Regions from separate parts of the Homo sapiens genome. Here region 2 is linked to region 1. Evidence: read pairs that join two places in POLR2A ChIA-PET (ENCODE). Cell type or tissue: Caco-2. All regions are shown on one strand. Each heading gives the region's core, and the rest is flanking DNA. Links, peaks and the distances in the headings are about the cores only. Region 1 holds the start of LINC02753 (long intergenic non-protein coding RNA 2753). Region 2 has its middle 76 kb from the start of FGF3.

Region 1 (16,048 bases), core at 4,197-12,196:
AGCTTTGTGACCTAGGGCAAGTTCACTTACATCTCTGACCTCAATTTCCTCATCTGTCAAATGGGGATACTAACAAGGTTATAGGAAAACTAAGGGAGAGGACATGCTTGGAAATTCTCTTGAGGATGGAAAGCAACGTGATGCATGGCTGACCACCAGTGTCAGCATTTACCTGGGCTTATTTGTGCTTCAAGAAACTACCATTGCCATATGCACTTTTTTATTTCAGAGCAAACAGTTTTTATTGCAGTAGACATTCATGAAAGTGTACAGATCATAATTTTACAGTTTGATGAATTTTTACAACATGAATGTATCTGATGATTACCACCCAGATCAAGCTAAAGAACATTACCAGCTCCCCTGAAGCCTCCTTTATGATGCCCACCCACCCCCAGTCATTACCCTGCACCCATCACTGTGGATTCAACTTGCCTGTTTTTGAATTCAGGTGGAAGCAAGCTTTTGCTCTAACCTCATATGTTAGATTCTTCAACATAGTTACATGTAGAAGTCCTTTATTCTTGTTGTTCTAGAGTATTCTGTTGTATAAACACACCACAGTTTTCCTGTTGATGAGCATTTGGGTTGTTTCCAGTTTGGACTCCTATGTAACAGTGAAATTTCAGGGTCGTAAGACAAGCTTGTTTCCCTTCAGGAGTTGCTGCCAAGTTTTCCAAAGTGGTTGTACCAATGAAAACTTATGTCAGCAGGTGTGTGAGATGTCTAGAAACGCCACATCTTCCCTGCCACTTGACATTGTCAGGTTTTGTTTTGGGGTCTGGTTTTGTTTTGCTTTCAGCCATTCTGGTGTGTGTGTTGTGGTATCTCATTGTGGTTTTACGCTGTGTCTTTTGAGGACTAATGCTGGTGGTCACCAAATCATAGGCATATGGATCATGTGAAGAGCCTCTTTTGAGGAAGTGCTCATGCAAGAATTTTTTTAAATTGGGTTATTTGTCTTTTTCTATTCCTTTGTAAGAGTGGCTTACATATTTTGGAGACAAGTCCTTTGAGATTTATATGTATTTCAAATATCTTCTCCCACTCTGTCTTCCCTTTTCACTTACTTAATGTTGTCTTTTGATCAACAGAGTTTCTAATTTTATTGAAGATTTATCAGTCTTTTCCTTTATGGTTACTGATTTCTGTATTCTGTTTAAGAGATGTTTGTGCATCCTAAGGTCATGAAGGTAGCCTCCTGTGGTATATTCTAGAAGCTTTATGGTTGGCCTTTTTGCATCTGGAATTGGCTTTGTGTATGACATAAGGTCAAGGTCCAGCTTTCTCCCTATGACTCTCCACACCATTTATTGATTCCACACCATTTATTGATTCCACACCACTTATTGATTTCACACCACTTACTGATTACACACTATTTATTGAAAACACAGTCCTTTCCCACACTGCACTACAGCAGCACCTTTGCAGTAAATCAAATTGTGGAATATATGCAGGTCAGTTTCTAGAATCTCTGCTTTGATCCATGTATCCTTGAATACCACACTGTTATAACTATTGTTGGTCGATATGAATATCAGATAATATATGTCCTCTGACTTTTCCCTTGAGGGAGTCTTGAGTCTTGTTGGCCTTTGGCATTTCCACATAAATTTCCATATCAGCTTGTCAACCTCTCTTACACAGACACACACACATACACACATGCCTTCTGACATTTAATTGGGATCATATTGAATCTATAGGTCAAGACCAATTTGGGGAGAATTTCTTTTTCTTTTCTTTTTTTTTTTTTTTTTTTTTTTTTTTTTTTTTTTTTTGAGACAGGGTTTTTTTCTTTTCGCCCAGGCTGGAGTGCAATGGCGCGATCTTGGCTCACTTCAACCTCTGCCTCCCAGGTTCAAGCTATTCTCCTGCCTCAGCTTCCCAAGTAGCTGGGATTATAGGCAGCTGCCACCACACCCAGCCAATTTTTTTGTATTTTTAGTAGAGACAGGGTTTCACCATGTTGGCCAGGCTGGTCTCAAACTTCTGACCTCAGATGATCCACCCATCTTGGCCTCCCAAAGTCCTGGGCTTAAGCCACTGCGCCCGGCCCCAGTTTGGAGAGAATTAATGGTTATACTATATTGAGTCTTCCAATCCATGAACATGGACCATCCTGCCATTCATTCCAGTTTTCTTTTGTCTCTCTTAGTAATGTTTGGTGATTTTTCTTTATTGAAGTCATGCATCTTTTTTGTTTGTTCTTATGCATTTAATTTTTTTAATGTTGTTTAAAAAGGCATGAGTTTTTAGGATTTTGTTTGTTCTTAGTATATAGAAGAACAATTGACTTTTGAGTGTTAATCTTGTATTCAGTGACTTTGCCAAATTTACTTTTTGATTCCAATAGTTCATCTGGTTTGCCAAATTTACTTTTTAATTCCAATAGTTCATCTGGATTTTCTCCTTTCAAAATCATGCTTTTGGGGATAAAGTCAGTTTTATTTTTTCCTTTCCAATCCATAACTTTTTATTTCTTTTTCTTGCCTTATTACATCCCTAGAACATCCAGTGCAATGTTGAATAGGAGTGGACGTGGCAGACATCTGTGTTTCAATTCCAACATCAGGGTACAGCTTTCAATACCTTACTATTTAACATGCCATTTGTTGTAGGTTTAGTCATTTCTCTTTAATTTGCTAAGAGTTCTTATACACAGGTGTTAAATTTTACCAAATGCTTTTTGTAGCACCTACCAAGATGATCATTTGGGTTTTTTTCTCCTTTATTTTGTTAATTTTTGAGTATTAAACCAAACTTACATCCCTGAAATAAGTTCAGTTTGGTCATAATATTTTAACCTTGTTAATGGAATTGGTTTGCTGGTATTTTTGTTTAGGATTTATAAGATATATGTATATTTATAAGAAATATTGTCTCATCTTGTAATATCCTTTTCAGGTTCAAATTCATTGGGAAATGGTCTCTCTCCCTATTCCTGGAAGAGTTTCTGGAAGATTGGTGTTATTTCTTCCTGAAATGTCTAGAAAATTTTACCAATGGAGCTCTATGTGCCTAGAGTTCTCTTTGCAAAAACAATTTTAATTAGAAATCAAATTTATTTGTAGATATAGGACATTGTGATTGTTTACCTCTTCTTAGGCAAGTGTTGGGAAGTGGTGCTTTTCTGGAAAATGGTCCGTTTTCTCTAGATTTTCCAATGTATTTGAATAGTTATTAATAATGTACTGACATTATCTTTTTCCTGTCTGTAGAAACTGTCGTAATGTCTGCTTTCTCTTTCTTGTTATCTATCATTTGTGTCTGTCTTCTCTATTTCATACTCTGTCTCCAGTATGGCCCTCAGACCCAGGCAAGAGGGGCCCCTGCCCTGCTCTGGTCCTCCTCCTCCTCACCCCTCGTCACAGGTGTAAAGTCCATGGAGCTAAGGAAACTGCACACCCAGGGCCCACACACCCCTTCCGAGACCATGCCTAGATATTCAGACCATGCCTAGATGTTAATGGACCCCAGCCTGCTCCCAGAGCCTGCAAGTCATCCCCACTGGGTTTGTCCTTTCAAAGGCAAGCCATGGGAACATGGTGTAGGCCAAGAAGGTAGCTAAGGGGCAGATGTTGTGGGGCTGTGGTCAGACCTTGGAGGCACAGGCTCCTCACAGTGCAGGACGGTGCCAGGGTAGTGAAAGTGGGTGGCAGGCACCAGCTCCCCACCACCTCAGCTGCTGGCACACATCTCCAAGGAGTCTGAGACTCCTAAATTTGAACCTAGCCTTCTCTGTTGTAGGAAGGTATATTTGTCAAAGTAGAAACAGCAAATATGTCATTCAATTGTTTGCTAGCTTGATTTATAACTTAACTATTTAGACATGTGGCATGTGGTCTCCACTCTTGTGAGGGGCAGGCCTGAGTCTTGATTGAGTTTTATCAATTTTATTAGTCTTTTAAATAAGCAATTTTAGTTTTGTTGATTTCTCCATTATAAATTTGATTTCTAAATTGTTGGTTTCTGTTCTTTATTATTTGTGTCCTTCTACTTTGGATTTAATATACAGTCCTTTTTTAGCTTCCCGAGTCATAAATTTAGATCATTAATTTTCAGCCTTCTTTTTAGGCTCAAATGCATTTAGGGCTGTACAATTATTTTCAAACACAGATTTAGCTACATATGATGATACCATAATACGATATGGGATATCATATTTTCATGAAATCCAGTTCAAACTGTTTCTAAATTTTCACTGTGATTTAATTTTGTTTTATAGATAAGTTAGAAGAGTATCACTTAATTTCCAAACGCTGAGTTTTTTTATAGTTGTCCTTTTGTTATTGGTCTTTACTTGTTTCTGTTGTTATCAGAGGACAAGATTTCAGTCCTTTGAACTGTGTTGAGGCTGGCTTTATGGCTTAACATGGTCTATTGTGGTAAATGATTTTTTGTGCACTTAAAAAATATGTATATTCAGTAATTTTTGTTGATTTTGTGTGTGTGTATGAAATTCTATGATTTCCTGAAAGAGTTGTGTTAAATTTTAAGTTAAAATATACAATCACAATTAATGGTTTATTCCTTATTTTAGTTCTGTCAGTTTTGGGTTTATGTATTTTGATATATACATAATTTAAAATTATTATATCTTTCTGTTGAATAGATGTACCACTATAAAGCATCCCTTTTTATCTCTAGTAAAATTTCTTATTTTGAAATATATTTATTTGATATTTCTATAGCTGCAGCAAGTTTCTTTCAAGTGTTTGCATGGAATATTAGTATTTTTCCATCATTTGACTTTTAATCATTCTGGTTCTTTTTATTAAAGTGTGTCTTCTGTATATAGTATATAGTTGAAGTTTTAAAAAATTCAGTCTGATAACTTTGTCATTTAATTGGAATATTTAGACCATTTATATTTATTATAATTACTGATATATGTCTGGGTTTACAACCACTATATTACTATAAGTTTTATAGCTGTACCATTTGTTTTTTGGACTTTTTCACCTCCGACTTTTCGGTTAATCAATTCTTTTTTTTAATTGCCATATCTCTTCTATTATTTCGTTAGTTATACATTTCTTTATTATTGTTCAATTGGTTGCACTAGAATTGCCACATGCATCCCTGGCTTTTTAGAGTCTTTCTTAAAACAATATTTACACCACCTTTGGACAATGTGAAAACCTTAACTTTTAGAAATGCTTTTAACTTCATTTACCTTCCCTCCCACCCCACCTTTTGTTTATTTTTGTCATGTATTAATATTACTTACATTTAATCCCCACAAGACATTGTTATTGCTATTTTAAACAATCAATATTCATTTAGCTTTACTCACATATATATTTTCCTTTCCAATGTTCTTTATTCTCTTCTACCTTATCATACTTTCATATGGGATTATTTTCCCTCTGTCTAAAAATTCCTTTTACTATTTCTTTTAGTGCAGGTCTGCTGGAAATGAATTCTCTTAGTTTCTGTTCATCCAAAAACATATTTATTTTGTTTTCATTTTTGAAAGATATTTTCTCTAGATACAGAACCCTAGATTGGCAGTAATTTTCTTTCAGCAATTTCAATATGTCACTCTATTGTCTTTGGTTTCTATTGCTTCTGTTGAAAAGTCAGCCATTTGCCTTATTATTAATCTTTTGAAAATAGATGTCTTTTTCCTCTGGCTGTTTTGTCATTTTTCCCTTTTTTTTGTTTTCACCAATTTTGCTATGATGGGCTGGGATTATTCTGATAGGGTCTGGGCCATACTTTTCAACATTGTGCTAGATGTCCTAGGAAAAAAAATAACGCAAGAAAAATAAATAAAAAGCTATGGATTGAAAAGGAAAAAATAAAACTGGCATTATGCAAATATACCCTGTTTTGGGTTCATAGAGCATATCATATTCTTAACTAAACATGGCCTGGTGTCTCTCATCAGTTTTGGAAAATTCTTGGTCAGACACTTCAAATATTGCTTCTGCCCCATTTTCTCCCTTCTGTTTTTTTCAGAGTTCCAACTGCACATAGGTTAGGTATGTTCAAAAGACTTGGATGTCTCTCATGGTCTTTTCTGTGTTTTACATCTTTTTTTTTTTTTTTTTCCTGTGCTTCAATTTCAATGCTTTCTGTTAACCATCTTTCAGTTTAACTAATCTCTTATATTCTGTCTAATCTGCAGTTATACCTACCTTTTGAATTCTCATTTTTGGCTTTGGAATTCCCATGGATTCTATCTGTACATTCTCATTCTCAAGTGAAATTGTCCATCTTCCCATTTACTGTATTCATCATATTAACAGATGTGTCTAATTACCCCAATATCTGGATCTGCTGTTGGTCTGTTTCTATTGCCCTTTGGTTTTTGTTTGCTTGTTTTACTTTGTTTTGTTTCTGTGGTTCTTAATCATTTAGCTCTGCTTCCTGGCATGTGTGGTGATTTTTAATTGAATCTTGGATATCACGTGTGGACAATGCGGAGGCTCCAGATGATGTTCTCTTCTTCCGAGAGGATTCTTGTCTTTTTGGCAGGCAGAATGCAGAAAGACCAGCTGGTTTCTCTCAGGGTTGGAGATGATTTGAGATTAGCCTTAAGGACTTATGGAAAGCAGGTCTTTTTCTGAGTTCTTGATTGAAAGCCTGGAGAGTTTACTAGGACTCCACCTCCTTAGAGTACCCTGAACTCCAATTTTGTGTGTGTGTGTGTGTGTGTGTGATGTGTGAGCAATAAAGCTTTTTAATCACCTGGGTGCAGGCGAGGCAGACTGAGTCCGAAAAAGGAGTCAGCAAAGGGAGATGGGGTGGGGCAGTTTTATAGGATTTGGGTAGGCAGTGGAAAATTACAGTTAAAGGGGGTTTTCTCTTGCAGGCAGGTGCAGGGGTCACAAGGTGCTCAGAGGGGAGATCATGAGACTCATTGTCCAGGGGAGGAATGTCACAAGGTCGATTGATTGGTTGGGGCGGGGCAGGAACAAATCACAATGGTGGAAAGTCATCAGTTAAGGCAGGAACTGCCTATTTTCACTTCTTTTGTGGTTCGTCAGTTGCTTCAGGCCATCTAGATGTATACCTGCAGGTCACAGGGGATATGATGGCTTAGCCTGGGCTCAGAGGCCTGACAAAACAAAACAAAACAAAACAAAATAGTGGAAAAACAAAACAAAATAGTGGAGAAGTGTTGGGGCAGCAAAAAATTTTGGCTGTGGTATGGAGAGATAATGGGCGATGTTTCTCAGGGCTGCTTTGAGCAGGATTGTGGTGGCATGGGTAATTAGAGTGGGAGAGATTAAACTGAAGAAAGATTTTGGGGTAAGGGGTGATATTGTGGGGTTGTTGGAAGGAGCATTTGTTGTATAGAATGATTGGTGATGGCCTGGGTGTGGTTTTGTATGAATTGAGAAACTAAACAGAAGACACAAGGTACAAATAAGAGAAGGAGAAAAACAGGTATTAAAGGGCTAAGAATTGGGAGGACCCAGGACATCCAATTAGAGAGTGCCCAAGGGGGTTCAGCATAATTATTTACTTGGATGGCAAGTTTTTGGGCTCTATCCTTGAGTTTTTTTATGTTGTCATATACTAGGCCAGATTGATTTAGGTAAAAACAACACTCTTCATTTAAAAATATACAGAGTCCTCCTTTTTTAGCAGTGAGTAAGTCAAGGCCTTGGCGGTTTTGGAGGACAACCGCAGCTAAAGAGTCAACCTGGGCCTGAAGGATTAATAAAGTTTGTGATATGTCTGCGATGCTAGCAGAGAAGTTATTAGAGAAGCTACGGAAGGTTGTGAGAAGATTAGCAGCCTGGTGAATTTTCTGTCTAGCCTGCTGGAGGACTGGAAGATAGTTGCCCAGAGGGCTGGTGTCTGGAACAAGGTTGGGGCCAAGCAAGAAAGCACATCCATATAAAAGTTCAAAAGGGCTGTACCCTGTAGCATCTCAAGGACAGGCGCTAATTCTGAGAAGGGCAAGAAGTAAAAGTACTGTCCAGTCCTCTTTAAGTTGGAGGCTGAGCTTGGTGAGGTGTGTCTTTAAAAGATCATTAGTCCATTCTACCTTTCCTGAAGATTGAAGACGGTAAGGGGTATGAAGGTTCCACTGAATACCGAGAGCCTGAGAGACGGCTTGGGTGATTTGACTAATAAAAGCTGGACTATTGTCCGCCGAGTGCGGTGGCTCACGCCTGTAATCCCAGCACTTTGGGAGGCTGAGGCGGGCAGATCACGAGGTCAGGAGATCAAGACCATCCTGGCTAACACGGTGAAACCCCGTCTCTACTAAAAAAAAAAAAAACACAAAAAATTAGCTGGGCGTGGTGGCGGGCGCCTGCAGTCCCAGCTACTTAGAAGGCTGAGGCAGGAGAATGGTGTGAACCAGGGAGGCAGAGCTTGCAGTGAGCCGAGATTGTGCCACTGCACTCCAACCTGAGCGACAGAGCCAGACTCTGTTTCAAAAAAAAAACTAGCCAGGTGTGGTGGCAGGCGCCTGTAGTCCCAGCTACTCAGGAGGCTGAGGCAGGAGAATGGCATGAACCTGGGAGGTGGAGCTTGTAGTGAGCTGAGATCATACCACTGCACTCTAGCCTGGGCGACAGAGCGAGACACTGTCAAAAAAAAAAAAAAAAAAAAAGCCGAACCATTGTCAGATTGAATAGAAGTAGGGAGGCCAAGTCGGGGAATTATATCTGTTAGAAGGGAAGGGATGACTGCAGTAGCCTTTTTGGAGCTAGTGGGAAAGGCCTTGACCCATCCGATGAAGGTGTTGATCCAAATCAGGAGATACTCAAATTTACGGACACGGGGCATATGAGTAAAGTCAATCTGCCAATCTTGTGTTGGAGTAAATCCACAAGCCTGATGCGTAGGAAAAGGAGGAGGCCTGAGAAAGCCTTGGGGGCTAGTGGCATGGCAGGCAGAACATTGAGAGGTGATGGTCTTACGGATGGATTTCCATGAAGGGAAGGAGGAGGTGGGTAAGCCAGAGGCTTGTATCCCACGTAGAAGTGATCATGAAGGAAAGAAAGAATGGACTGAGCTTGTGAGGCAAGAAGAATGAATTTTCCATGATCGAAGGACCACTTGCCCTGAGTTGGAAAAGACTGGTAGAGCAGGTTTTCAGAAGAAGAGTAGGTGGGACTGATAAAGGAGAAAGAAAAATACTGGCCTTCTGGAGTGGGGGCTGGGATATTAGCGGGTGTGGAGGCGTTGGCCTTTTTTTTTTTTTTTTTTTTTTTTTGCTGTCCTCTTGGCATAGACATTTTCCTTTGCAATAAGATCAGTAGGTTTCTGGTGTCCTTTATAATGAATGACTCCAGCCTTGGCGGCAGGAGAGCAGTCTTAAGGAGAGCCTTTATTAGGGAGGCATTGACAATGAAAGAGCCTTGTGTGGTAAGGAAGCCTCTTTCGGCCCAGATGGCAAAATGGTTATGGAGGAAGTGGAAAGCATATTTGGAGTCAGTATAAATGTTAATGTGCATTCCTTCAGTGAAAGAGAGCACACGAGTTAAAGCAATCAGTTCGGCTTGTTGGGAAGTGGTGGAGGGAGGAAGTGCAGCAGCTTCCATAATGGAGGTGTGGGACACGACAGCATATCCAGCTTTAGCTGGTGAAAATTGATTGGGTTTAGAAGAACTGCCATCGATAAACCAAGTGTGGTCTGGGTTTGGAATTGGAAGAACAGAACCCTGAAGAAAGGGAGAAGATGCTATATGTATTAGGGAAACACAGTCGTGTGGTTCAGGACTTGTGTTGGGTGCTAAGTGAGAAACTGGGCTGAAATTGGGCCCATGGTAATAGCTACTGTTGGAGTTTCAACAAATAGTGAATAGAGCTGGAGGAGTCGAGAGGCAGACAATAAATGTGAAAGGTGTGAGGAGGATATTAATGCTTGAAGGTTGTGAGAACTGTAAAGGGTAAGTGGAGCATAGCCTGTGATTTTGAAGGCCTCTAGAAGTATTAAAGCGGCAGCTGCCACCACACGCAGACATAAGAGCCAGCCTAGAACTGTGAGGTCAACTTGTTCTGATAGAAAGGCAACAGGTCATGGGCCTGGGTCCTGTGTGAGGGCTCCAGCAGCACAGCCTTGGATTTCAGCTGTGTGTAAGGAAAAAGGATGGGACGAGTCAGGGAGTGCTAGTGTGGGAGTTGTCTCCAGGGCCTTTCTGAGAGAGCAAAAGGAGGAATGGGGAAAAAACTTAGGGTCTATGAGATCAGTTAAGTTACGCTTTGTGAGTTTGTAAAGTGGTTTGGTTAGGATAGCAAAGCCTGGTATCCAGATACAGAGTCGGAAATATCCAACAACGCCTAAGAACTAAAGAAGTTGTTGTTTGGTGGTGGAGATTGGGGTCTGGGACATTAACTGAACGTGCAGGAAGGGTGCATGTATGCTGATGGGGGATTATACCGAGATAGGTAACGCTAGGGGAAGAAATCTGTGCCTTGGAGGGGGATACTCGGTACCCCTTTGAGTAGAGATGTTGAAGAAGCAGGATAGTGTCCTGCTGGGAAGATTGGTAAGAGGGGCTGCAAAGAGGAAGATCATCAAAATATTGAATAAGGTGGGAGGCAGATGGGCGAAAAGAAAGCAGATCATGAGAAAGGGCCTGGCCAAATTAGTGTGGGCTGTCCCTGAAGCCTTGGGCAGAACATTCCAGGTGAGTTGTTGGGATTGGTGGGTGCCAGAACTCCAATTTTTGCCTCCTCTTTTCTCTCTCCTTCTCTCTCTCTCTCTCCCCACCTCCCCCTCCCCCTCTCTCTTTCTCTCTCTCTCCCCTCCTCCCTTTCTCTCTCTCTCCTCCAGAATGTTGAGCTTATTTCTCTGAAGCTCCCTTCTCTTAGCCCTCAAGTCCTGTCTGCCTTGGTTTTCTTCCAATTCCTTCTAGCAGCTACCTATAGCAGCTGAGTTTCTCTGTTTGTTTTTTAATCCAGCCTTTATAGATGTTCTTGACACAGCAGCTACTCTTTTGTGGCCAGAAGCAGAGCTCCCCATGATGCTTCTTAACAGTTGCCTACTGGAGCACCTTATGCCTTAGATGGTTGTACACATAAAGGAGTGACTGTGACAGCTAGAGCTTCAGACCGACAACAGAGGAAAAGTCTGATCTTAGGGTCAACCAATTAGGGGAGGGTCTCTACCTCTGTTGCTTCCAACTGCAAGATCTTGAGTAAACCACAGGAAGTGTCAGGGCCTCAGTTTCCTCATCTGCAAAATGGGTCTAATAATACAAAGGCCATGTAATTCATAGACTTTGTGTGAGGATGAGCAATAGAGTATGCAACCAATGGTACTTTGGAAATAGAGAGGTGATTTTTTTCTCTTTCCTTCTTTCTTTTTTTTTTTTTTTTTTTTTTTTTTGAGATGGAGTTTCACTCTTTTTGCCCAGGCTGGAGTGCAATGGTGCAATCTTGGCTCACTGCAACCTCTGCCTCTGAGGTTCAAGCGATTCTCCTGCCTCAGCCTCCCAAGTAGCTGGAATTACAGACGCGTACCACCACACCTGGCTAATTTTGTATTTTTAGTAGAGATGGGGGTTTCGCTATGTTGGCCAGGCTGGTCTCGAACTCCTGACCTCAGGTGATCCATCCGCTTCGGCCTCCCGCAGTGCTGGGATTACAGGCGTGAGCCACCACGCCCGGCCGAGGTGATTTTTTTAAATGATGAAAATACAATGGACTCCAAATATAGGGACACATTCAGGACAAGAACCATTTGCTGTGTGAGGATCCTGCACCCCCCAGTAGACACAGATGAAGCAGAACAACTGAGAACTTGTGTGCATGGGGGCCGCATGTTTTGAACGGACCATGCTGGGGTGAGCTGGGGGAGGGTTCAGGAGCTGCTTTCCCTCTGGAGCCTTGCCCAGTGTCCCCCTCCCCTGGACTACCATGTGCTCCGTGCCTGTCTCAGCAAGGGGGTTCTGGCATCACCGTCACCTGTGTGCATGTCTCTCCTCCATGAGACTGGGCAGGTTCCCAAACCTGCCTGTCCTCTGGGCCCACTAGGGACTGTTGAAAATCTCTGAGCGGGAAGTACTAGAATGTGGATATTTGAAAGCTCCTTGGGTGAAGCAGTGACTATCTAGACGAGCACTCTGTAAATATTGGGCAAGACGTTGGACTTCCCTGGGGCACGAAACTGCCATAGACCAGAATGTGTCTATTATGTTGTTTTTTTGTTGTTGTTGTTGTTTGTTGTTGTTGTTGTTGTTTGAGACAGAGTCTCACTCTGTCACCCAGGCTGGAGTACAGTGGTGCAATCTCGGCTCACTGCAACCTCTGCCTCCCGGGTTCAAGCGATTCTCCTCCCTCAGCCTCTTGAGTAGCTGGGACTACAGGCACATGCCACCACGCCCAGCTAATTTTTGTATTTTTTAGTAGAGATGGGGTTTCACCATATTGGCCAGGCTGGTTTCAAACTCCTGACCTCGTGATCCACCTCCCAAAGTGCTGGGATTATAGGCGTGAGCCACCGCGCCCAGCCGATAATGATTTTTACTGCATCAATTGATGTTTGTTGAATAAAGAGCAGGGAGGGGAGGAAAGAATGGGATGAGGGTAGAGAAAGGCAAGATCAGGGAGAATTTCAGCTCCTCGGGCCCAGACCTGTCATCTTATCAGAACAATCCCAATCCCCTGACAGTGGTCTGGAGACCAGTGACCCTTCGGCAAGAGCATTTTAGCTGAGGAATTTTTGCCTTTCTTAAAGATAAGATTAAATTAATGTGACTCCAAGTCTTACCACAAGGACATTGCCCTTTGCTGGGAAGCCGAGCATTCCCATGTACCTCACCTATGATGTTCTTGGTGCCTCATTACACATGGTAGCAAAAATGCCAAAAGCCCCTAAGAGGACCACTGTGATCCTCTGAAGATGGGGATTCCTAATCCCGCGAACCCAGTTCTTCAGAACCCCGTTTGTTCTGGAGAAATAAGAACTGGTCATACCTAGTCTTTGTTTCCCTCTCTTTTGATCATTTTTTGGATGAGTCAAAATCAGGTCACCACCAGCACCAGGATGTGACATGAAGGGACACGCCTCAGCCCCACAGGGTACATTCCTGCCCTCTTCCCAGACTCAGGTCTTCCCTGCCTCTGAATCTTGCTCTCTCTTTTCCTTGTTCTCACTTTTCTTTCTTTTATTTTCTGCCCTTCCTTTGTTTTCTTTGATTCCTCTTTCTTTTTTACCTGGGGAAAAAGTCTTCAGACTTCTGGAGTGGATTCATGAGTGTGAATGGGGTGTAGCCCGCCAACATCATTTTTTCCCAAGGCACAGAGGCTGTTTCTGTGGCTGGGCACAGCTGAGAGGACCGTCTCATTGTACTGGGGGATTGATGGCTGATGGAGGGAAGGAACATCAGGCAGAGTTTGTCCTGCTTCCCTCGGGCTCCCTATATCATGTTGATGGGGTTGCAACCCTGGCCTGCAGGAGTAGGTCTGGCCTGATGGAGGCTGGGACATCTGGAAGCCAGTGGCCTCTCAGCCAGCCCCTGGCTCTCACGCACACTCTCCGGGAAGAGCCCCAGGTCTCTTCTTCACCCTTCTTCACTCCCCCTCACCCTCCTGGTGGGGGTTCTCTGACCCCAGCCACACAGATGGGCAGGGAGGCATCTCCAAAGGCCAGACGCTTAGCTGAGAAATCATTTCTCAGTTCCTGTGTGGTCCCTTGCTCTTAGCCTTTTTCTCCTTTGTTCTTAGTCCTGTTTTTGCCCTGATTTTTCAGATGGGCGCCCTGGACTGAGGCAAACTTTAATATTGCCCCTGGGATCAGACACACGCTGGCCCCCTCTCTGGCTATGCTGGCCTCCCTGTTTGGGGCAGCAGGTAAGGAAGAGCTGGCTCAGTCCAGGCCAGATGAGAAGGAAATAAAAGTTTTCCTTGTCCCCCTTCCTCCAAGCCTCTTCCTTCTTCCCTTTCCCCTTGCCGTGGGAAGTTCTCTTCCTCCACTCCTTCCATCCCTCGCCGTCTGTGGGCCTGATGCTGATTGTCCTGTTCACTATCAAAATGATCTGGGAGAAGAAAGTCATTTATACTTTAGTATGAGTTTGATCCATAGTTTGTCTTTCCTTGGGCTATTTGCTCTGTGAGTCTCACTGGCAGATGAAAAGTTGAGGGATGCATTACAGACACTCGGGGCCATCACAGAAGAATGGGGGTGGGGGATGGGGAGGCGCTGACAGTAGAAGGACCCTCCAGAGCTCAAGCAGTCACACACACAAGCTGCCACCCCCAGTCCTCAATTGGTTTCCATGCCGTTCATAGTCTGGGACAAAGGACTTAAAAAATATGTGGTTGAGAGTGGCTCTGAGCCCAGCCAGGTACAGGGAGCAGGGGGACCTGAGGCTGCTTGGCTGGGCAAGGCAAGAATGCAGGGAGCTTTTTAAGACGGCTGACTCTGTAGCTCTGATTTTTTTTTCTTATGAAGGAGCAATCCTGTTTGGCTCCAAGCCTAGGGATGGGGCTGGCTCTGTGGAGCAGGTTGCCTTTGAGCCGGGTGGGGCTGCCCCAGGAGTCATCGGCTGCCTCTGGAGGTGGCGAGGTTTCCATCACAGCGGTTGGGGTCTCCTGGATTCAACCATCATTAGAGGAGGCTTTGCATATTGCCGGGGTTGTGCCAGATACCTGGGGGCCTTGACTAAAATGTGTTTCCTGGGCACTACCCCCAGCTCGCTGAATCCAGGAGCAGCCCCGGGATCATTGTGACCTCACAGTTCAGACAGCATCGGTCCCCTGTGGGGGCCACCTTTCCAGCCCCTCCTCCCAGCAGAGGATCCCAGTGCCCTCCTGGCCTGAAGGCCCTGCAGGCCTGGCCTTCCCAACTTCCTCTCTGCCCTTGTCCCCCGTCGTCCCTCTAGTTGGCCTGGCCCTCCCAACTTCCTCTCTGCCCTTGTCCCCCGTCGTCCCCCTAGTTGGCCTGGCCCTCCCAACCTCCTCTCTGCCCTTGTCCCCCGTCGTCCCCCTAGCTGGAGGGTGCCCCAGCCTGGCTGACCTCAGTTCTTGTCCCCAGCACACACAACTCTTCCCAGCCTCAAGGCCTTCACCTGGCTGTGCCGCTGCCTGCAATGTTCCTCCCCAGTCTTGTCAGGGCTGGCTCCTGGGGAGAAGATCTCTGCTCAGATGTCACTTCCCCGGAAGGGCCTTCCACGGCCACCCACGTCGTGTCTCCCCACGCCTGCCCCCACACTCGCTAGCCCGCCGTCCCCTCTTCCTGCTTCCGTCCTCCACAGCAGTCATCACCATCTGATATTCCTGTGTATGCATCGGTTTGCCTTTCTGGCTCCTGGTTTTGCTCTGCCTCCCCGCTGGAAGGTAAGCTCTGTGGGAGTAGAGCAGGGACTTGTTTGCATTGTTTATTCCGTGACCCAGCCCCGGTTCTGTGTCTGGCACATAGAAGTGTCGCTGAATGAATGAATGAATGAATGTCCATTGTGTGAATGAAAGAGTGACAGGTTTGGAGGTCACTGGAGCAGATGGCCAAGTCTGTGACAGCTGTGATAATAAACAGTGATTACAAGCAGGGGGTCAGATGCCGAGCTGCCCTCGTGGGCACTAAGGGTCCCAGGCCCTGAGCTTGCATTCCCAAGGGACCCCATGCTTGGTGTTTGGGGCCCACTCTTAACATCTCAACAGCCTGTCTTCTTATTGGGACTGAGTTGGAAACAGGGGTCCCAGAGCCCACATGACTTGTCCAAAGACACCCTGCAGGGTTGCAGGGACAGAGGGGGAGGAGGCCTGTGCCTGGCACCCATCATCAGTCTCTAGAAAGTTCCATTCTGATAGATGAGTCAGCCATGCCCAACAGTCTCCTGGGACAATCACCCCCACAAACATTTGCCAAATGTCTGCAATGTGTTGAGGGCACATGGAGTCCTCCTCTCCTTGGTGATTTGGTGGCGGGGGCGGGGTGGGTGGCAGCCCTGACTTTGGCCTCCCTGAATGACGGCACAGCAGAGACGTCTGGTCTCCCGTGGAGATTAGACCCCCTTCAGCGGCAGGGATGCTGCCAGCTCCATCACCGTAACTCCACGGTGGAGCAAAGCACCCCGGAGGCTGTCCTGGCACAACCTGACCACAGTCATAGACCAGTCAGCCCCAGGAG
Region 2 (16,048 bases), core at 4,867-12,866, 160 kb before region 1:
ACTGGACCCTCGGTATTCGGCCTAGAAACCTGATTGGTCTCTAGCGAACTTCTTACTCTAGGCCAGGTCCTGTGCCCAAACCTGGGGAGCCCTGGTTGAGCACCACCCAGACCTGGCCTCCAGGAGCTCAGAGTACAGTAAGGGAGACAAATAGCAGACAGTGCTCCTGCATCCAGGTGCAAGTGGCCATAGGGCGGCATGGAGCAGCGCCCGGAGGTGCCCCCAGCCAGGCCCAGCTTTCGCCTGCCGATGCAGGCTCTGAGCCACATTAGCCAAGAAAGAGAGGAGGGGAGGGACCACTGAGGACAGGAGATGGACCTTGCTCCTTCTTGCTGTCCAGCAGACACACACACAGACATACGTGCACACCATGCACGCAAAAAGGCATACACATGTGCCTCTGCACACATCCCCACACAGCCCAAAATATACACATGTGCACACACTGGCGCACACATGTACCTTGCAGGCAAACACACATGTACATATACATACACACGCATACAATACCTACTGACACAAAGGTACACATATGTCCATGAGCACAGGCTCACACATGAGCATACACAGTGCTACAAATATACACACTCCTGCACACATGGGAGCATATAACACACATATTCACATGTATGCACACATGCACACACAAGGCAAAGACATACACAAACACACAAGAGCATATGCCATGCATACCAAGATTCACACAGGTACATATGCACACACATGCACCTGCACGCATGATCACACACGTGGACACATGATCACACATGTGCATGCACCCTACAAGAAGGCATCTTCTGCCCTCTGCACCAGGACGACAGAATTACCTTCAGTGCCATAAACCCAAGAACATCAAAGGTGGGAAAGACCAGGTCAGTGTGCTCAGGTTGTAAACAGAAACAAAAACCCCGCAAAACAGCGCCATCTTGTGGTGGCAGTGGGACCAGGCTGAAGGCAGCTGGCATCCTTCTTCCTTAGGGAGGGGTTTTTCCTAGAACCTGGCTTCCAAGGTGGGCTGAGTCAACTGTAACTCTCAGGCAGTACCAAAGCCACCCCTTTTATTCGGGGGAGGTCGGGATGCTCTGGACCAGCGGCTTTCCCTACCTCCACGGCCCCTGTGCTGGGTCCTGGCCAGCCAAGGGTGACCAGGGCCCTGAGTCTGGCTCTGCTGGGGACTCTGGGAGCCTCCTTCTGTCCTGGGCTTTACTCACCTCATTCAAGAAATGAGGTTATTACACTGATGCTCGAGAGCCCAGATCCATGTGTGTCTAGAGCCACGCCCCTTAGCCTGGGGCATCCATGAATAGACTGGGCTGCCCCCATATCAAACCGGAAAGCAAAGCCTCCTGGGTATCTCTGGCTTAGAGACCCGCTGGGAAATTGCCACCAGGGTCTCCCTTGCTGGAAGCTTCGGAGTGACATGAGATCTCAGGCCCTGCTTGGACCTTCTGACCCCTCAACTTTATCTTAAGAGCCCAGGGGATCTGGGCAGTGCCCCCAGAGCTCCCATCAGCACCCAGCACCCCTCACCTCCCCGAGAATCCCCTTCCCCTATGAAAGCCTCAGCTCTGAGACATAGACTGTTCCCCACCTGGTCCTCAGCCTTCCTCCCTGGCCCCCAGCCTGCAGGGACAAGGGCTCGTAACCATTCAGTGAACAGAAAACCAAGACACTTTCCTAGTGGAAATCGAGGCACGGGATTTCTCCCCACCTGCCCATTCAGATCACTCGCCTGGCAGGGCACAGGTAAGGACCCAGCTCTGAGACAGGCCACTGGGGCCAGATCCTGGTTCTGCACTCCCTGAATGGGTCCCCTGAGGCAAGTCACCTCCCCTCTCAGTGTCCTTCTCTGTAAAATGGGAATTACAATAGAATTTATCTCCGAGTTGTTTTAGGGAACAAAGGAAATATAATCCATGCAAAGTGCCTGGTCCACAGGAAGCGCTTTCGCATTGTCAGTGTTGGAGGTGATGTTTGCTTTGCAGGGCTGTTCAATCCCCTGCCCACTTCTAAACACATTTAACTTTGGGGAGGGGCCTCTTGGGGAGGACAAAAGAAGGAGGCTGGGGCTTCCGCTGCCCTCTGCAGACCTGGTGTGCGATGACGCTGCAGCGGGGGACCGCGGTTTTAAAGGCATCATCGGTAGAAACGGCCTCACGCATTTCCATAATTCACTCTGCATCAATTAATCTTTCACTGTCGATAGGAACCTGCGGCTGAATTCCCTCCCCGGGAGGACTCGCCATTCTCAAGCTCTGAGGGGTTTTCTTCTCGGCTGGCATCATGCTAATTTCCCTCGAGTACCCCTGGAAAGAGGTTTTAGAACAAGACGTGGCGCTTGGCAGGAATTTGACATCTGAAACAACTGTCGCTCAGGGAGGAGGGGGTTGTGACATTTGCTAATTGCCAATCGAGCACTAATGTGAGCATTGAGATGCTTGGAAAAATGCTTCTTCCTGCTGAGGCTGGATGGAGCTGGCTCACGGGCCACTGATACACCTGCAGGGCATCATCCTTTGCCATTGATAAATACCCTTCATGGATCTAAGGAGGGAAATAATAGGGAAATTTCCTTTTGGAAAACCAGAGAGCATTGGCTGGGGATGGGGGGCCCAGGTTCTGAAGCCATCACTGCCAAAAACCAGCTGAGCCACCAAGGGTGAGACCCTGCTCTTCCTCAGTGTCTGTGCGATGAGGGCCATGGCCCTTGCCGTCCTCTGCCTTTCCCTGACCGCAGACCCTGGCTTCTGCTGGAGCTCTCCCTTGTGTAAGGATGCATGGAGCAAATTTTAGGGGCCTTAGAGCCCTACGTCCAAACCTCCTCCAGCAGAGTCCCAAAGGGCCCCTGCCTACCTTCGCCTGCCTGCCAAGGGGTGCTGGCAGAAAGCAGGCAGGCGGTGCAGCCTCACCCTCTCCCACAATGGGCATGGGCCATGCCTGCTTCCTGCATGGCAAACCCCTGCTTCCAAGAGAAGCCTGAGGCCTGTGCTGAGAGGGCCCAGCCCCTCCTAGCATCTCTGGGTCATTTCCCTCTCCTCAGGCCTGGCAACCTCTAAGTTCAGCTCCTGGGAGCTGGGGTCCCCCAGAAAGGAGCTCTCCCCATTGCCAGCGAGAAGCAGCTCTAGCTCATTCTGTAGGCTAATAAGAGGGACAGCTCGAGAAATGAATGTGAGAATGGGACTGTGTGGGAACCCCCTGGAGAATCCACGGGGCAAATATCTTTATGTTCCAACCCGATTTCCTCTTGTGGAATCTCGACTATAAAATCAGCAACACAGCTGTACTAATAACAAAAAAAAGCATCAATGTTCAACCACCTATGCTGTGCCAGGCTCAGTGCTAAGCACTTCATTCTATGAAATCTTCTGGAATCTTCTCAATAGCCCCACAAAGGGGGCTCTGACACAGCCCCTATTTTATGCAAACCAAGGCTCTGAAAGGCTCAAGTCTTCCCAAGGTGATTTAGGGCACGCTTGCTGAAATAATAACCAAGACATTTATTTGGGGTTAAAATCCTGATATTCCAGACTGAAATAGCTGCCCCTCACATCCTCCTCCAGCCCTGCACCCATGGCCCCGAGCCCCACTGTGGGTGAAAGAGCAGGAGGGCCCTCCCTGTGAAACAGCGTCGGCCGCTTGGCAGGGGTATTGCTCTGCCCTGAGTTCACGCTGATAACGCGCCCAAGGGCAATCACATCGTAACAGCCCGGAATTGTTCTCAGTCTAGAACGGACAATAAACCGCCCGGGCAGAATGTCTCCTCATCATTCTGCCGCCAGCCAACGGGCTCCAAGAGTTGTCATCTTGAATTTGTGCCCAACTCAAGGTGCCGGCCCAGGCTGGGTCACGGGGCCACAGGGCGCTTTCCAGGAAGGCACGCAGAAGGCATTCCAGCACGAGAAGGTGAAGCAGCGCGGAGGTTATTGACTTGACATGGGTCATTTTGCCCCGGCGTACCCCACGGGATACTGCTATCCTATATCTCCGGCAGGGCATTCTCTGGGCAAACAAGCCCACAGCCATAAATGGTGGCCTTTGCACACCCGGAATCGCTGCCTCATGGTGTTTGGATCACTGACCCGGTTTGTTTATTTATTGAGAGTATTTTTAGCTCGCCCGCGGTTACCCCCGGGGTCACCAATTTTCCTTTTTAATCTTCTCTTTGAATAGAAAGGAAATGGACAGTAAGGTGCCTGTCACTCGAACGCTGGGGTAAGTCTGGGGCAGTGCATACGCCACCGAGGTCACACTCACGTCAGGGACGACACTGCCACAGCCAGCAAATCTCACTCAGCCAGCCCTCGAGGGCACCAGTGTGTGAGCCGACCCCGGGCCTGGCCAGAGAAGAGGGTCGCGGTGTCCGTGCAGGGATTCACCGAGAGTCCAGACCCCAGAGGGGCAAGCGGTCAGCACCACAGTCTCGCCCCGCAGCGCTGACCGCAGGGTCTATGGAACCCATTGGCCCCCCTGCAAGAGCTCCAGAGGTGATCCCCCACATCCTGTGAGAGATCAAGTGTATTCCAGAGAAGATTCCCAGGTCGCTCCGGTTTCCTCCCAGTTCTGGTGTCCTTGACTACTGGCTCTGCCATCTACCACCCTCATGCCTCAGTTTTCCCATCTCTAAAGTGGGGGCTAACAAGAGCGTCTACTCCATAAGTTTGTCCAGAGAGGTGAGTGGGGCGAAGTGCGCCTGTGTGCAGTGAAGCGCGCCTGTCCGCGGTGGAGCGCACCTGTCCGCGGTGGAGCGCTCATGTGTGCGGTGGAGCGCGCCTGTGCGTGGTAAGTGGTGGTGATTGTTGCTACCATCGCTGTTCCCATCAGTTCCCGCCACATGCATCTGTCAAGGGCCCCCAGGAAGCAGATGACCCACCCCCAGGGGTGGGCGAGATCAGGAAGCCAGGAAAGGATGGTTGGTGAAGCCCCTTGTTATTGTCTGAGGCCAGAAGGAGGCAGTTACAGAACCCAGCAAGAGAGGGAGCTGTCCATGGAGCCGGATGGGAGCTGTCGTGGCTGTGCGTAGGGGAGGCACACACTGCCCCCTGCGGCTGGGCAGGAAGGAAGCCAGCCCCTCTCTCCTTCCCAGCTCTGATCGGTTGCTGGCAACCCCCACTGGCCGCTTCAAGTGGGGACTCCAAAGCCAGGAAGCTGGGGAACCAGCTGGTCTCCTGCGGCAGAGAAACAGGGTGAGGAGTCGGGGCTGGACCTGGAGGGGCAGGCGGAGAGTGACTAGCAGAGTGAGTGTCCAGTCCCTCCCTGTCCGGGTGCCTTTCTGTCAGCCACACTCCAGGTTCTGCAGGGAAGAAAGGCTCTGAGTTGGGGTCTGGAGAGGCCCGAGCCTGGCACCTGTGGCCAGGCTGGGTCATTATCCCCTGAAGGGAAGCAGGGCTGGGCTGAAGGTGGGGAGCCTCCCTGACCTGCCTAAGCAAGGCTTTGTGCACCTTGTGTCAATAAATCCAAGAGCAGGAACGTATGTCATCAAGCGGCTGGCGGTGCCATCTGGCCAAAGCAGGAGGCAGCCTCTGGGACAGTCACATGGACGATGAGGCCAGACAGGGCTGCACCCCTCCCTCGGAAACCAGAAGCACTGACTGCCTTTCAGCCAGACATCCCTCAGTGATGCTGAACAACAATTAGGAATCAAATCCCCAAATGTCCTCCTGGCCTCTTTCCAACAGGAAGAGCCGCCCGGCCTTCCCTTTTTGCAGGACTGGGGCTGTGTCCTTGCTTTTGTGCTAATAATCCAGGAGTGCTTTAGGCTGTCAGAGCTGGGTACAAATTGCATTTTTGCAAATCGAAGAATGATTCCCCACCCATACTTCATTTCAGGGACACACGGATCGGTCTTGGAGCTAGACACTCTGACAGGAATCCAGGCCAGGGGCTCCTTCCCTGGGGGCCATGGTCCTCACCCTCTCAGCCTTGGGGGTCTCTTTGGGAATCCGTTGAAAGCTACAAAATCTCTACTCCAAACAGGGAAATGAGGTTGTGTGCAGACACGCTGCATTTGCTATCATTTCAAGGGTCTGCCGACCTCAGGTTCTGAGCCCAGGCCTGGGTGGGGCCGGAGGAAGGCCCTCTGGGCTCTGCGAGAGTGAGACATCAGTGTGCCTTCCTCTGTCTTCACCGCCCACCACCAAAAATTGCCACGTCCTATAGATCCAAGCTCCTGAATATCAGGTGGCTCTGCACTCCTGTCCCCACTCGCCATCTCACTTGGGTTATTAAACCAGCCTCTAACTAGTCCCTCCACCTGCTGTGACCACCCCCAGGGCCCCCACCCCAAATCTATCATCTTCATGGCAGTAAGAGGGACTCTTCCTGAGCACCAGACTCAGCTTGTCCCTTCGTGCTGCAAACCCTGCAGCCCTTTACCACGTGGGGGCCCCTCGTTACCCGCAGAGGCCATCTCACTGTCTGGGAAAGTTCAGACCTACGGATGCAGCGTGATAGCTGGCATGCTCCCTGCCCCTGCCGGCTCAAGCAGACACTGTGGCTCTGCCTACCATCTCCAATCCCTCGCCCGGCCAAGCCATCCCTCGGGGCTCAGCTAAAGTGTCACTTGAATTGTGCATTCTTGCAGCAAGCACTGGGCATTTATGTGTGGCTTTACAGCTCTGGGTGCCAGTGTGGACAGCCTCGGAGCTGCCGTCAGCAGAGTTGTCAAAAATTGCACTGCCCCCAAAGATCCGGCCGGGCCCCGTGGAGCCAGTCAGGTGGAACTTGTTCCTGGACAGTTGACACCTGCAGTTTCAGGATTTGGATGTGGTTCACTTGTTAACATTCCGTGTCAGCTTGGCCAGGCTGTAGTGCCTGGAGTTTGGTCAAACACTAGTCTAGGTGCTGCTGGGAGGGTATTTGGTCGACGTGGCTGACATCTGCAGTCCATTCACTTTAAGTCAAAGAGATTATTCTCTATCATGTAGGTGGGCCTCGTCCCACCAGTTGAAGGCCTTACAAGCAAACAAACAGGTTTTCTGGAGAAGAAGGAATTGTGCCTCAGGTCAGTAACGTAGAAACTCTGCTGGGTTTCCACCCTGCTGGCCGGCCTTACAGATTAGGAATTTGCCAGTCCCCATGGCGGTGAGTCAATCCCTTAAAATCAGTCTCTCTCTCTCTCTCTCTGTCTCTCATCCCCTATGAGTCTATTGCTTCTGTTTATTGATTCTTTCCTCTGGGGAATCTGGACTGATATGCTTACCTAAAGCGAATGCCACCGGAAACACAGGCCTTTGGGTGTGAAAATCTTTGGGTTGCTTTAAACCTTGTAAGAAAGAACCTTCTGTTACGTGGTGCCTTCCTAAGCTGGCTTGTCCTCAACTGCCAGGCTTCACTTGACTCCAGGGCCCTGTCTGTGCCAGCCAGGGAGCCCTGTTGGTGAATAACACAGACCTGGTCCCTGTCCCCAGGAACACACCATCTGTGGGGTCTTCCTGCCATCAGCACCCAGACACCCACCCAGCCGGGGTCTGGGCACCCTTTTCCTCCCACACCTCCCTTCCATCACTGCCTGGCACTGAGGCATGTAGTCAATATCAATATCTGTTGAATGACAAATCCATTAGCATAGGGTACTCAGACATCTAAAAAATACATATTCTAAATATCCGTTCATTTCTTTGGTTATCCCAAGCAAGTGTTTTCTGACCAATGATGTAGCCAGCCAACAGTCACCTGGCTGTGGGTAACCTCATGCCTCCAAACAGGGGGCTCAGGGGTCTAATAGACCCTTAAGGAGTCTAGGGACTTGAATGGGTGAGTCTCACACAGACTGGCAGAGAAGCTGGCTTGGGTCAGTAACACTCCCTTCTCAGCCTTTGTCTTGCTTGTTTTACTTATTTAATCCCTACACCCTAATCCAGTTCCTTGCCTCCCATAACAGCCCTTCTAATGGGAATTGTATGCCTTTTAGTGGGCATGCGGTCTTGCTAAATGAACATTATTGGCCGGGCGCAGTGGCTCACGCCTGTAATCCCAGCACTTTGGGAGGCCAAGGCAGGTGGATCACCTGAGGTCGGGGGTTTGAGACCAGCCTGACCAACATGGAGAAATCCCATTTCCACTAAAAATACAACAATTAGCCAGGTGTGGCGGTGCATACCTGTAATCCCAGCTACTCGGGAGGCTGAGGCAGGAGAATCGCTTGAACCCGGGAGACGGAGGTTGCGGTGAGCTGAGATCGCGCCATTGCACTCCAGCCTGGGCAACAAGAGCGAAACTCTGTCTCAAAAAAAAAAAAAAAATTGAACATTGTTGTTTGGGAGGCATGGATTTTTTGTTGGTAGATTTAGTGTGGTGCAACTGATATGCAATCAACTGCACGTTCTTAAAGTGCTCAATTCCATCAGTTGTTACATGAATATACCTACAAAGCCACCACCATGATCAAAATAATGAACATATCCATCACCCCAAAAAGCCTCCTCATGCCCCTTTGTAGTTCCTCCCTCCCACCCCTCCCCACCCCACCAGTCAACCACTGGTCTGCTTTCTACCACTGTAAGTTTGCATTTTCTAGATTTTTATATAATTGACTCATACCACATGTGCTCTTTTTTGTCCAGCTTTTGCATTCAGCTTATTATCCTGAGACTCTTCTATGTGGTTGCTTGTAGCAGTCATTCATTCCTTTTTGTTGCTAAGTAGTATTTCATGATGTGGATGTGAAACCACCATTTGTTTATGCATTTTCCTGCCATTTGAGTTGCTTCCAGTTTTTAGCTATTATCAGCAAAGCTGTTATAAACATTTTTTTGACATATGGTTTTATTTCTCTTGAGTAAATGCCCAGGAGTGGAATGGCTAGATTGTATGGTAGATGTGTGCTTAACTTTCCAAGAAACTGCCCAACTAGGTTGCAAAGTGGTTGAACCATTTTGCATTTCCATAAGCAGTAAATGGAGTTTCAGTTTCTCCTCAACATGCTTGCTTCTGAATTCTAGTCATTCTACTGGCTAAAATTCTACTAGTGTAATATCTCGTTGTGGTCTTAGCATGTATTTCCCTAATGCCTAATGACATTGAGCATCTTTTCATGGGCTTATTTGCCATACATATCTTCTTTGTTGAATTTGTCTCAAATCCTTCGCCCATTTAAAAAATTAGATTGTTTGTTTCCCTGTTTTTGAGAATTGAGAGTTCTTGATGCATTCCGGATACAAGCTCTTCATCAGATATATGACTTGTAAATATTTTCTCCCCGTCTGAGGTTTATCTTTATATTCTCTTAACAGAACAATGTCTTTGAACGAGCAAGCATTTACAGTTTTGCCTAAGTTCAGTTCAGTAATTATTTTCTTGTATGGGTCATGCTTTTGATGTCTGTCATAGTCTGTTTTGTGCTGCTATACCAGAATACCACAGACTGGGTAATTTATAAAGAAAAGACATTTATTTCTCATGGTTCTGAAGGCTGGGAAGTCCAAGACTGAGGGGCTGCATCTGGTGAGGGTCTTCTTGCTGCATTATAACATAAAGGAAGAACAAGGGGAAGGAGAGAGAGAGAGCTCAAGAGGGGGCTAAACTCATTCTTTATAAGGAACACACCCTGCTGATAACAAACCCACTGCCATGATACTGGCATTAATCTATTAATGAGGGTGGTGACCCCATGACCCCAACACCTCCCATTAAGCCCCACTTCCCAATACTGCTGCACTGGGATCTAGTTTCCAGCACATGAACTTCAGGGGACACATTCAAGTCACGGCAGTGCCATAGCGCAGTCATATTTGCCTAACCCAAAGTCATAAAAATGTTCTCTTATTTTCTTCTTGAAGTTTTATGTTGTAGGTTTTATATTTAGGTCTATGATCCATTTGAGTTAATCTCTGTATGTGATGCAAAGTATGCATTTAGCTTCTTTTTGTTTTTTTGCTTTGCTTCATTTTAGCACATGGATATCCAATGGTTCTAGCACCGTTTGTTGAAAAGACTATTCTTTCTCTACCAAACTGCGGTAGCATCAATTGTTTAAAATAAGTTCTCCAAGTGTTTCAGTCTGGTTCTGGACTCTCCATTCTGCTCATTGATGTATTTGTCTGTATTTATGTCCATACACACCTCGACTATCGATTTAATTTGCTTTTCTTTTTTCTAGTTTCTCAAAGTAGAAACTTGGGTCATTGATTGGAGACCTTTCTTCTTTTCTAATATAGACCATTAGTGTTATCTAGATTTCCCCCTAAATACTGCTTAAACGGCATCCCACAATTTTTGGCATGCCGTTCTTTTTTTCATTTTTGTTCAGTTTCAACTACTTTCTAATTTCCTTTATGATTTCTTCTCTGACCCATGCATTAGCTAAAAGTGTATCTGTGTCCTAAATCTGGTAGGGATTTTTCAGTTGTTTTTCTCTTATTAATTTCTTTTAATTTCCTTTGCTCAAAAGGCATGCTTTGTATGACTTGCAGGGTCTGAGGGAGTGGGATCCTGGCAGTCCCTGTGGCCTTTCTTGGAAAGCGCAGGGCCAGAGCTCAGCAAAGGAGTAGATTCTGTGGCAGAAACCTCTGGAGAGGAGCACGACACCGCAGACATGCTGTGGACCAGGTGGCAGCTGCCAAGCAGATGGAACCTGCACCTGCCCAATTTGGCCAAAGAAGCCCCCATACTCTCCGTGAAAAAGTCTTCCAGAAGCTATTGTGTCCATGACCAAGTCTCTCTCACACACACACACACTCACACACACACACACACACACACAAAAGATCATTCTTGAGTCTGATTTGAAAACTAAGGTCAAATTCTGCAGAGGTATTTGAGTGGTAAGATAACACCCTAATATATATATATATATATATATATATATATATATTTTTTTTTTTTTTTTCTTTTTCTTGGTGGGAGGTGGGGACAGAATCTCACTCTGTCACCCAGGCTGGAGTGCAATGACACACTCTCAGCTCACTGCAACCTCTGCCTCCCGGGTTCAAGTGATTCTCCTGCCTCAGCCTCCCAAGTATCTGGGATTACAGGCACCTGCCATCATGCCTGGCTAATTTTTCTATTTTTTGCAGAGAAGGGGTTTCACCATGTTGGCCAGGCTGGTCTTGAACTCCTGACCTCAGGTGATCCGCCACCTCGGCCTCTCAAGGTGCTGGGACTACAGACGTGAGCCACTGTGCCCAGTCTGTATATTTTTAATTGAAGTGAATAGGACTTTGTTATAGATTTCAATCCATTCTTCACTTTCAATCGAGTGTTGTTTTTACATAAACTTATACCTTTGGAATGACTGTAGAATTATTAAAAAGTTGCTAGGATAGTGCTAACAGTCCCCACGTGCTCTTTGCCTCCATATTAACCTCTTACATAGCCATATAAACATTTAGAAAATGAAGAGACCAACATCAGTACAATGCTGTAGCTGAATTCCAGACTTTATTCCCGAGGGCTGCATTCTAAAGATGCATCCATGTTACAGGCATGGGGCCCCTGACTGTGCACCTGCTATGCAGTGCCTGCTCACTCTGCTGGGGGTGGACACTGGCTGAGGCCCCCTCCCCATTCTGGTTACAGAGCTGACACATTAGAGCTTCGCCTGCCTTCCAGCCGAGGAGAGAGCAGGGGAAGTGGCCTAGATATCTTTTTGCTATATTGATTTCCCACTGCTCTTTTCTGAAAGGTGTTAATGACCTCTAAGGCCATGATAGCCTAGACTGGCCGGTGGATGCAGTTCCACCAGGACAGCCCCAGGCCATCTGTGGCCACGTGGCTTGAACTGTGGCAAGTCCAGTTGAAGACATGCTGTGAGTGTAACATGCACATGGGATCTTGAAGACTTTGTATGAAAATAAGGCCGGGCATGGCGGCTCACGCCTGTAGTACCAACACTGTGGCAGGCTGAGGCGGGTGGATCACTTGAGGCCAGGAGTTCAAGACCAGCTTGACCAACATGGCGAAACCCTGTCTCTACTTAAAAATACAAAAAATTAGCCTGGCGTGGTGGCACATGCCTGTAGTCCCAGCTACTTAGGAAGCTGAGGCAGGAGAATCACTGGAACCCGGGAGGTAGAGGTTGCAGTGAACCAAGATCACAGCACTGCACTCCAGCCTGGGTGACAGAGTGAGACTCTGTTGAAAGAATGAGAAAGAAAGAAAGAGAGAGAGAGAGAGAGAGAGAGAGAGAGAGAAAGAAAGAGAAGGAGAGAACGAGAAAGAGAGAAAGAGGAAGAAAGAGAAAGGGAGGGAGGAAAAGAAAGAAAGAAAAGAAAGAGAAAGAAAAAGAAAGAAAGAGAAAGGAAGAAAGAAAGAGAAAAGGAGGGAGGGAGAGAGAGAAAGAAAGAAAAAGAAAGAAAGAAAGAGAAAGGAAGAAAGAAAGAGAAAGGGAGGGAGGGAGAGAAAGAAAGAAAAAGAAAGAAAGAGAAAGGAAGAAAGAAAGAAAGAGAAAGGGAGGGAGGGAGAGAAAGAAAGAAAGAGAAAGAAGAAAAGAAAAGAAGGAAGAAAGAAGAAAGAAAGAGAGAAAGAAAAGGAAAGAAAGAAAATAATAAACATGGACAATATCTCACAAATACTTAGATATCGATTTCATGTTGAAATGTTAATATATTGGGTTTATTGGGTTAAACAAAATATAGGGTTAAAATTAAGTTCACCTGTTTCCTTTTACTTTTTTATTGTGGCTAGTAGAAATTTTTAAATTACCTATGTGACCAGCCCCAGGAAGGGGAAGGTTTGAAAGGCCCCCTTGCCCTGGTCTAACCCCAACCAACCTTTGCTATCCTGCCTGAGTTGCGGCCACCAGCACACCCCTACCATCCTGCACCCAGACGGCAAACACAAATGCTGGAGTGACCACCGAGGGCTGGGATTAGACTACAGGCCAGCTCCCCAGGGCTGCGGAAGCAGAATGAGTGCCCAGCTGGCCAGCCGGGGTCAGTGACCAGCAGTGTATGGCCCCGGCCACCACTGGGGTGCCTGCTAGCTGCTGCTGAGTCATAGGAACAAGAAATTTCTTGGCCAAACTACAAGGAAACTGCTTCCCCACGGCTGGTGTCCCTATTTTGACAGTGGTCAATAGGTCACCTGCCGGTCACGTCCCCAGGAAACCCAGACTTGGAAGCTGTCACAGATGCCTGGATTACCTCCACTGCCAGAAAAGGGTGTGTGTTGGAGGGGGTGTCTTTCACAATATATTTTTAATTTTGACTACCTCAGAAAAGAACAAAGCAGGCCAGTTGTGGTGGCTCATGCCTGTAATCCCAACAATTTGAGAGGCTGAGGCAGGCAGATCACTTGAGGCCAGGAGTTGAAGACCAGCCTGGCCAACACAGTGAAACTCCATCTGTACTAAAAATACCAAAAATTAGCTGGGTATGGTGGTGTGCACCTGTCGTCCCAGCTCCTCAGGAGTCTGAGGCACGAGAATCACTTGAACCTGAGAGGCAGAGGTTGCAGTGAGATGAGATCGTGTCACTGCACTCCAGCCTGGGCAACAGAGCAAGAGTCTGTCAGAAAGAAGGAAGGAAAAAAGGAAGGGAGGGAGGGAGGGAGGGGCAAAAAGTAGGAATCATCTATATTCCTCACCCAGAATTAATCATTTTTAAGCTAATATTTTAATAGCTTACTTACTTCCTTAGTCTTTTAAAATATGTATTTATTATCTTGAAACCATAGAATGAATAGATAAGAATATGTTGCCCTGAAAAAAAAAACGAAGAGAAAATGGTATTACTAATCACGCTAAAGCTCCTTCCGCCTTCCCCCAACTCTCATCCACTCCCCCTTCCCAGGGAAATCCCCTCTGTGTATTCCAGGCAATGCGCTTCATTCCTTTAAACATAGCTATTGGCACCTGACTTGTTTGGGGGTCAGGTTCTTTCTTTCTTTCTTTCTTTCTTTCTCTTTCTTTCTTTCTTTCTTTCTTTCTTTCTTTCTTTTCTTTCTTTTCTTTTCTTTTCTTTCTTTCCTTCTTTCTTTCTCTTTCTTTGTTTCTTTCTTTCTCTCTTTCTTTCTTGCTTTCTTTCTTTCTTTTTTTTTTTTTATTTGAGACCAGGTCTTGCCATAACATCCAGGCTGGAGTGCAGTGGCATGACCTCAGCTCACTGCAACCTCCGTCTCCTGGGTTCAAGCGATTCTCCTGCCTCAGCCTCCCAAGTAGCTGGGATTACAGGCATGTGCCACCACACCTGGCTAATTTTTTGTATTTTTAGTAGAGACAGCCATGCTTTGCCATGAGGGCCAAGCTGGTCTTGAATGCCTGACCTCAGGTGGTCGCCCAGCTTAGCCTCCTAAAGTGCTGGGATTCCAGGCATGAGCCACCGCGCCCGGCCTTTTCTTTTCATTTATAAGACAGCATCACATCGTGTGTATTGTTTTCAGCTTGTTCTTCTTGAGGCAATGGGCCTGGTGTACCCTGAGGTCACACTCCTCCCACCCCCACCCCATCGCTGCTCCGGACAGTCGTCTGGGACAAGCTTTTCAGAGGGCAACGAAGCTGTGTCTACCAGTGTTTAAATGAGCACACCCTCTGAGCTGGCCTTCATGGTCTTGGAGTTAACCCCACTAATACCTTCCCACCTCTGCGCAGAGGCAGAGGCTCAAGGGTGCTGCTGCCACGTTGTTGATAGAAAAACAATAGCAACGAATGTGACAAATTATGACAACTGATGGAACAGACTTTCACGAAACCATGAAAAAGAACAAGCAAAATCTATCTGAGCAGAGCCAGAGATCTCTCGATAAGTCAGGCAAGACAGAGAGAGGGCACAGCTGGGCGCGCCAGGCCTGGCTGTGTGCTCCCCGGGATGGCTGTGCCTGGAGCGTGTTTGAGGACCCGTGAGAGCGCTGAACATGGACCCTTGAGGAAGTGGTGTGAAGGGAAACTACTTCCCCATGGCTTGTGTCCCTATTTTGACAGTGGTCAATAGGTCACCGGTTGGTCACGTCCCCAGGAAACCCAGACTTGGAAGCTGTCACAGATGCCTGGATTACCTCCACTGCCAGAAAAGGGTGTGTGTTGGAGGGGGTGTCTTTCACAATATATTTTTAATTTTGACTACTTCAGAAAAGAACAAAGCAGGCCAGTTGTGGTGGCTCACGCCTGTAATCCCAACAGCTTGAGAGGCTGAGGCGGGCAGATCACTTGAGGCCAGGAGTTGAAGACCAGCCTGGCCAACATAGTGAAACTCCGTCTCTACTAAAAATACCAAAAATTACCTGTGTATGCTGGTGTGCACCTGTCGTCCCTGCTACTCGGGAGTCTGAGGCACGAGAATCACTTGAACCTGGGAGGCAGAGGTTGCAGTGAGCTGAGATCATGTCACTGCACTCCAGCCTGGGCAACAGAGCGAGTCTGTCAGAAAGAAGGAAGGAAAAAAGGAAGGGAGGGAGGACCTTGTCTCTGGAAATGTGGTCCGGGGGTTCAGGTGCAAGGAAGGGAGAATTTCACACTTCCCGAAGCATGTGATTTTCTTCCGTCTAACCACACAGGAATGGTTTGCTTTTACTTAAGGACAACTAAGCACATCTCTGAGGAATGCCGCCAGCCCCAGGGCTGGGCACGGGAGTCTGGATGGGGTGGCCTTCATGGTCTCTGGCTTCACCCTAGGAACAGAACTGGCAGCCCAGAGGCCCCTCGAGGCCCTGCTCACTGCCAGGGCGGTTGGCCATGACAATTTGAATGTGGACATGTGGAGGCCACATGCCAGCTCCAGGCTCAGTCCGGCTGCTCCAGAAAGCCCAGCCTCCAGACATGCTATATCCTCAGGCCTCCTCCAGGGAAGCCCAGGAGGTCAGGCCCAGGTGACCCGTGGGCAGCCCCCGGAAGGGGCTTCTTTTTCTCTTTTCCTCTGATGGACAAGGAAGTAGAATGTGCAAGAGTTAATGCTCGGCCAGGCGCAGAGGCTCACGCCTGTAATCCCAGCACTTTGGGAGGCTGAGGCGGGCGGATCAGGAGGCCAGGAGATCGAGACCATCCTGGCTAACACCGTGAAACCCCGTCTCTACTTAAAAAATACAAAAAAAATTAGCTGGGCATGGTGATGGGTGCCTGTAGTCCCAGTTACATGGGAGGCTGAGGCAGGAGAATGGCGTGAACCCAGGAGGCGGAGCT

The links. ChIA-PET counts read pairs that join two places held together with the same protein. Peaks named below come from ENCODE experiments on the same cell type or tissue, not always from the same donor. Only the 100,000 strongest peaks of a DNase experiment are listed, where the experiment ranks them.
Region 2: POLR2A ChIA-PET joins it to region 1 with 6 read pairs; 2 of 35 experiments call an interaction of 5 or more read pairs at or near these places.

The regions. Positions count from the first base shown.
Region 1 is chr11:70,050,786-70,066,833 of GRCh38, forward strand. LINC02753 (long intergenic non-protein coding RNA 2753) reads right to left here and starts at 14,586. Exons shown (of 2, transcript NR_120529.1): 1 at 13,138-14,586; 2 at 5,445-5,750. It also overlaps a transcript of ANO1 not described here. In Caco-2, for the core only: no CTCF peak of the experiment used is centred there; a DNase peak (open chromatin) is centred at 9,106.
Region 2 is chr11:69,887,810-69,903,857 of GRCh38, forward strand. No RefSeq gene overlaps it. Among named protein-coding and RNA genes, the nearest start is that of FGF3, 76 kb to the left of the region's middle. RefSeq lists enhancers at 792-1,086, 3,282-3,877. In Caco-2, for the core only: no CTCF peak of the experiment used is centred there; no DNase peak of the experiment used is centred there.